2 separate regions of the Homo sapiens genome follow, and region 2 is linked to region 1. A link is a contact called in ENCODE Hi-C data. All regions are on one chromosome and are shown on one strand. The core of a region is the stretch at or near the end of the contact, and the rest is flanking DNA. Distances in the headings are between cores, read along the strand shown. Region 1 holds the start of LINC01516 (long intergenic non-protein coding RNA 1516). Region 2 overlaps GPR158 (G protein-coupled receptor 158).

Region 1 (3,525 bases), core at 446-2,945:
AAAAATACAAAAATTAGCTGGGTGTGGTGCCGGGCGCCTGTCATCCCAGCTACTTGGGAGGCTGAGGCAGCAGAATCACTGGAACCCAGGAGGCGGAGGTTGCAGTGAGCCAAGATTGTGCTGCTGCACTCCAGCCTGGGTGACAAAGTGAGACTCCACCTCAAAAAAAACAAAAAGAAAACAAAGTAAATCCAGTCTTTAGGGTCATAATAAACCAACCCTAAGGATGCCAAACCAGGTATTCAGGAGAAGAACAGCAATCTGCTCAAATGTAACCCAAAGGCAGTAGCTCTCAGCCCCAGCCAGCCTGCCACATAGACATCGTTTGTGATTGTGGGGGTTGCCAACTAAGAACACCAAATCACAATCCCTTTCTGCCCCCTGGTAGCCCACAGTCCAGTGTTTCACATGTCTGAATGTTCTCTGGTATCTCAAGCAACGTGTGAGCCTAAGAGTAAGAACTCCCTAGATTCAAATTGTGACTCCCCCATCTACTGTGTGACCTTGGGCAAGTTACATAACCTCTCTGTGCCTCAGTTACCTTATCTGTAAAATAAATACCTTCTTTGCCACATTGTTGAGAGAATTAAGTGAGCCAATACTGCAAAGCATTGAGGAGAGTGTCTGACACATAGTAAGCGCTTAATAAATGTTAGCTACTTTTATACCAAAGTCCTCTATTTAGGAAGTCCTTATTGTTTCTTATCAGCCAATACCTTCACAGGAATGAGCAAGAAGTTGTATAGGCTGAAGAGGGTGGAGGTGGAGACAAGTGGAGTGAGGAGTTAAAAGCATGGCAGAAAACAAAAAGCTCTCTGTTTCTCAATGCTGCTGGGTATCTGTCACCATGGTGATTTGGGGCTGGGACTAGGGGAAGGTGCACAATGAAAGCAGCTGCCTGGGCGCCTCTCAGCCCCACCCTGGTTCTGGCTCATCTTGGCACTCATACTGGTTTCCTCCTAGGGCCTTTCTTTGGGTTTTCCTGGCATCCTCTTTGATGACATAGGAAAGAACATGGACAAATATATGAGAGAAATAAAGAAAAGTTAGAAAACTAGTTACTCACCAAACATTCCGTAAAACTACAGTCAATGTGGGAGCCCAAGAGTGATGCCCACTTTCAAACACCGCTGCCCCCACCAGTGACTCAGTCTAGAACAAGTAGAGTCTGAATAGAGAGCACCCCCCATCAGCTCCCACTCCCGCCCCACACCGCGCTGAGAGAGCTGCCCAGGGTGGGTAAGAGTTAGGAGGGACTGTCTGGTCAGCCGCGGGGAGCGTGTCAACCTCATTTAACCCTGCAGAAGCATTTCCCCCTTGTTTGTACTTAGAACAAACCAGGAATCCATTCTTTCACAGAGCACTGCTCCTGTCCTGAGCTGGCCGCTTGCCTGGTAGCCAATCGAAATGTCTAGCCGCCCCCTAGTGGTAAAGGTTTGTGCCATGGCTGTAGAGAAGGCACCTAAGATCCTGAAAGGTGATGGGAAGGGTGTTTGAGAATGCGCCTTCTTCCCCCTCCTGTGCAAATGGATGTGCCAAACATTTGCTGCGCCAGGGGCCACCTTGGCTCACTTCTCTGCCAGACGCTATGGTGGGAGGTGAGATGCTTGCTGGGCAGAGACCAGATTTAATTTTCTGCTTGTTTCCATAAGTAAACTGTCTATCCCTTGTCAGAGCTTCTCCTTAAGCTCTTTCTGCATCAGGGTGGTAGACACAACATCTGTGGATGCTTTTGATTTCTTGTTTGCCTAGGAACTAACTGGAACCTCTGTGAAGATGGAATGTGGTTTTCTTTCCCTTTCTTTTGGTCCACCTGTCAGTAAGGGGACAGGAGGGAAACCCTCAGGGCTGGCTCATATCTTTAAGGCAGCCCCTGAGTGGTATTCCATGTGGATTGGCTCATTGGTCTTTAATTTCCAGGCTTAGCTTGATCGTAGATTTTAGACAATTTATACTTAATGGTAATTAACAAACACCGATCATTTGAAGGAGTGTTGCTTGGTGACTAAGAGCATAGGCTCTGGCGCCCAGACTACTCAGAATCAACCCTCATCTTTATCACTTACAAGCTGTGTGACCTTGGGAAAACTCCTTAACTTCTCTGTGCCTCAGGTTTCTAATCTGTAAACAGGGGTAATAAGAGAAATTACCTGATAGGCTTACCCAGAGGACTAAATGAGTTAAATTTGTAAAACCCCTGGAGTAGAACCTGATACATTGTGAATGTTGTGTTAGTTATTAGGAAAGTTGTTGTTATATGTCATGGATATCAGTAATTATTATGTTTATTATTATTATGCATTATTAGACATATCACTTCCTTTATCTCCTCCACAATCCTTTTGTTATCCCCATTTCACAGATGAAGAAACTAAGGCAGGAAGTTGTTAAGTGTCTTTCCAAAAGACTGTGTCAAACGGGCCCAGCACTGAGGAGTTCACGCAATCCATCATAGGAGTTCAGAGAGTCACAGGGTAAGCTCATGATCTAAACAAATATCTGTGAGGAAGTGTTATCAGTCCTCAGACAGAAATCTGAAGAGGGTATTGTGTGGTGGATAAAATAGGGAGGCCAAGAGGGGAAGGAAGAGTCAGGAAATCCATGGATAGAAAGGGGAAGAGAAGGGTGAACAGAAGAAATATTGTGAACAAAGGCAAAGATGTGGGAGGCAGCAAGGGATGCTCTGCAAGCACGGTGAGTGTTGGTTGCAGTGAGAAACAGGATGAGCTGTGTACAGTGACTCACGCCTAGAATCCCAGCACTTTGGGAGGCTAAGGCAGGAGGATCGCTGAAGCCCAGGAGTTCAAGACTAACCTGGCCAATGTAGCGAGATCCCCGTCTCCAAAATATTTTTTTTTAATTAGCTGGTCATGTTGGCTCACATTTGTAGTCCCAGCTGCTTGGAGGGTGAGGTGGGAGGATTGCTTGAGGCTGGGAGTTCGAGGCTACAGTAAGCTATGATTGTGCCACTGTACTCCAGCCTGAGGGACAGAGAAAGTCCTTGTTTCAAAAAAAAAAAAAAAAAGAAAAAAGAGAGAAAGAGAGAGAGAAGCAGGATGAGATGGGATTGAGAGGAGAGGAGGAGTCAGATCAGCCCTTTCAGGCTGGGCTGCACTGTTGGACTAGAAGCCCATGAGCAAAGGCTCTCAAATAGGGAAGTGACATGAGAGAGCCAGAAAATCCACTCGTCTGCCCTCTTTTACAATAACTGATAAAATTCCTGATGTGGAGTAATAGTTTTGAATTTTATTTTAATTTTATTGAGACGGAGTCTCGCTCTATCACCTAGGCTGAAGAGCAGTGGGGCAATCTGGGCTCACTGCAACCTCTGCCTCCTGGGTTCAAGCCATTCTCTTGCCTCTGCCTCCCGAGTAGCCAGGATTACAGGTGCCCACCACCACACCTGGCTAATATTTGTATTTTAGTAGAGACAGGGTTTCACCATGTTGGTCAGGCTAGTCTTCAACTCCTGACCTGAAATGATCCAAATACCTTGGCCTCCGAAAGTGCTGGGATTAGAGGTGT
Region 2 (3,220 bases), core at 22-2,521, 380 kb before region 1:
AAAAAGCAGTACCAAACAAAATACATGATTATACTAATGACAGTTATCTCTGAGTGATGGAATATGGGAGGGCTTTACTTTTTTCTTCATATAGCTTTACACTGAATAAACTTCTTAATAAAACATAATAAAATTTTATGATAAAAACATGAAAAATTAATATCCATTAAGATACTAGTGAACAAGTGTTTAACTCATAATATAGATTGGTAAATTCTCTTTGCATATTGATTTATGCTATCCAAAACAATATTATTTAGCAATACTATTACACATACCAAAGATTCTTTCCCCCCAACCTCAGGTATCATGTTAGATTTTATTCTTGGCTTTCCTCTCCCTCTCTTTTTTCCTCAAATTAGTACCAGGACTATTGAGAAATGCAGAAGTCAACCCTCCTCTCTAGTATGCAACACTTTTGTGACTTTATTATGGATGAAATTGTTTCAGCTCTAATATACTGTAGAAATCAGATGATACTTGCTTTTGTGTTACATTTTTGAAATGACTTAAATCTTACAGGGAGTCATTTATTATTGATTTAAACACCCTAAGCAGCCATAAGGAAAAGCTTTAGCGCAATAAGCAAATAACTACAAAATCACCTCAACTACTTTTTGTAAATAAAGCAGAAAGGTCATCTGTTTTGTTAAGTCTAATTAAACAATCTGGATCTGACTAAGCTGTCACAAAATATACACTTTCACAGCCTTGAGATTCAAATGATATTTTACTATAGACACTTAATTTACTAATCTATATGGTTAACTTTGTTTGCTTAATTTCTCAACACAGATACTAAAAATTTGTAACAGATGAGTCACTAAGAAACTTGACTGCCTGAATCAGATAGTGTAAGAACATAATTTAGACATATTTTATTTCTGCTCTGTTTATCCATCTAAAAAGTCTAGGGAGTTTCCTGAGTAATGGGGTACCTGTCTCCAGATGCTCTCCTAAAAGGCTAAAAAATGAAACATTTTTTTTTAGAAAGCCCTCTACCCAAACTATCCTTCAGAATGGATTCAGTCAGTGAACGCTTTAAAAAAGAACTCTTTCAGAAAACATCCTATCTTCTTCTAAGAGTGACATTTACAAAGAGCAGCATGGGGCTTATCTGAGTGGTGCAGAGATAAACTTGGCTGGAATAGAATGACACTGGGTTATGCGAAAGGGAGAGGAATTGCGTGAGTAATGCTGAAGTCAGACCAGAGAGGACAAAGGCAGAACACAGGGCATTTGCTGCAATTGTGTTGAAGCAGGCCCCATGCTAGGGAACCTCTCAAAGTCTAGCTCTTCAGTGCTGCCTGAACAAAGGCACTCATGACTCAACTATAAACACACCCCCAAAACTCTCTTCTCGTGAAAGGCCTATATGTCAGTAACTTTTAAAAAACCTACTAGAAAATGTGGTTTTCTCTTAAATTGCAATTCTGTATGTGAGGGTTTTTGCAGTCATTGTTGGTTTTACTCTTTGTAAATGCTAATTTTTATTCAAACTTGATAAATCATTTTCAAATATTGAAAAGGGAAATTTAGGCAGTCTCTTATCCAAAAATTGGATATTGAAATATATTATATATTAATATATTAATATTTGTTTATATATCAATTATATATTAATATTAAAATATTAAAATACATATAATTAGTATCAAAATAGAAAAAGATCATTTTTTATTGATTGGATAGCTTGAATTGTTTATCACTTGTTGTAAGACCAGTGAAATGAGTTCACTATGTGTTTTCATTTTTATCCCTTCATGCAAATTGTCTTGGTTTATTCATTGCTCTAGTCTTTTTTTGTGCATGGACCACGTTCACATTAAATGTTCCATAAGCCTTCTCCACATGCAGATATAACAGTCAAAAATTCTGTAATGTTTTGATCCAGAGCATAAAGAGCTTAGAGTACAAACATGAAAACATTTTTCTTTTCAAGGTAGTGTTGAAGACTAAGGGATGAAAATGAATGCAGTAGGAAGAACAGCTCTTTCACTAATTGGAACATACAGTGGACAATCAGTGCATCTTAACATGGAAAAGTCCCAAGCAGCTTGTGACAAAAAAAAAGAAAAAGAAAAAAAAAGTGCCACTGAAGAAGCTAGAGATGGTGGGGGAAAGTCTGTAAGCAAGGGATTGTTTCTCATGGAAGAAATTCACCAGCCTGTTTTCTATTTGAATAGTGTTTCTGACTCAAGGGTTGGCAGAGGCAGGGCCTGGTGGGAGGTGTTTGGGTTATGCAGGTGGATCCTTAATGAATTGCTTGATCCTATTCTTGCAGGAGTGAGTTCTCACTCTTAGTTCCCCAAGAGCTGGTTGTTGAAAAGAATCTGGCATCTTCTTGCTCTCTCTTTCTTCCTCTCTCACCATGTGATCTACACAAGCTGGCTCCCCTTCGCCTTCCACCATGAGTGGAAGCAGCCTGAAACCTCCACCAGAAACAGATGATGGCACCAAGCTCCTTGTACAGCCTGCAGAACCATGAGCCAAATACACCTCTTTTCTTTATAAATTACCCAGCCTCAGGTATTCCTTTATGGCAACACAAACAGACCAAGACAAGGATGTTCTTCATAGCAATAACTATAATGACAAATATAGGAAACCACATGTCTATCAATTGAGAATGTGACAAATGCATTTTTGACCTATCCATATAATGATAAGCTAAATAGCTAAGTAAAATGTTCTTCAGTGATATAAAGAACAGATATACATTTAAGTAAACAAGATAATTGCTAAATTGTTAACAATTATAAGAAATAGAACTATGGGTATTTTTTACCATGCTCATAATTAATTTCAATTCCTAATTTTTCTAAAATAAGTATTTTTATAATACAAAACCCATCAAGAATTACATGTTTAAAATTAGAGAATAAATTTTAGGACTTTTAGGGTGATAAATGATAATTTATCTCAATAATTTTAAGAAATGTATATTTGAAGATAGTTATTAGTCAACATTCAACTAAGCTAAGCTGCAGAAACAAATGAACTCTGAAATCCTAGTGACTTAAACAAAGGCTTATACTTCATTCTTTTTTAAGTCCATTGTGGCTCAGGCAGTCCTTCTCTATCTTGCAGCCATTCATGTAGAAAATATGTCCTCCAAAATTACCATAGCAGAGGAGGAGAAATATAAAGGAGACACACTAGGGTGTAATTGCTTTTTACAAATCATTGTTCATATTTCATTGCCAGACCTAGACATATG

Evidence for each region. A loop is a pair of places that touch in the nucleus more often than their neighbours do. Pooled maps may share reads with other maps.
Region 2: a map of PC-9 shows a loop between it and region 1 (4-fold over the local background). The contact joins the enhancer-like site here to the promoter of LINC01516 in region 1. A Hi-C loop is called at or near these places in 2 of 168 maps with a recorded cell type or tissue (PC-9 and mammary epithelial cell) and 2 of 50 pooled maps.

What each region holds. Positions count from the first base shown.
Region 1 is chr10:25,111,228-25,114,752 of GRCh38, reverse strand. LINC01516 (long intergenic non-protein coding RNA 1516) reads right to left here and starts at 1,695. Exons shown (of 8, transcript NR_120649.1): 1 at 1,067-1,695. RefSeq lists a silencer at 1,329-1,378.
Region 2 is chr10:25,491,267-25,494,486 of GRCh38, reverse strand. All of the region lies in intron 5 of GPR158 (G protein-coupled receptor 158), which reads right to left. Among named protein-coding and RNA genes, the nearest start is that of LINC00836, 160 kb to the left of the region's middle. Within about 2 kb of position 1,271, at least 3 of the 41 ENCODE cell types and tissues checked have a DNase peak (open chromatin) inside an H3K27ac peak, as active enhancers do; they include PC-9, where a contact is called at or near this core.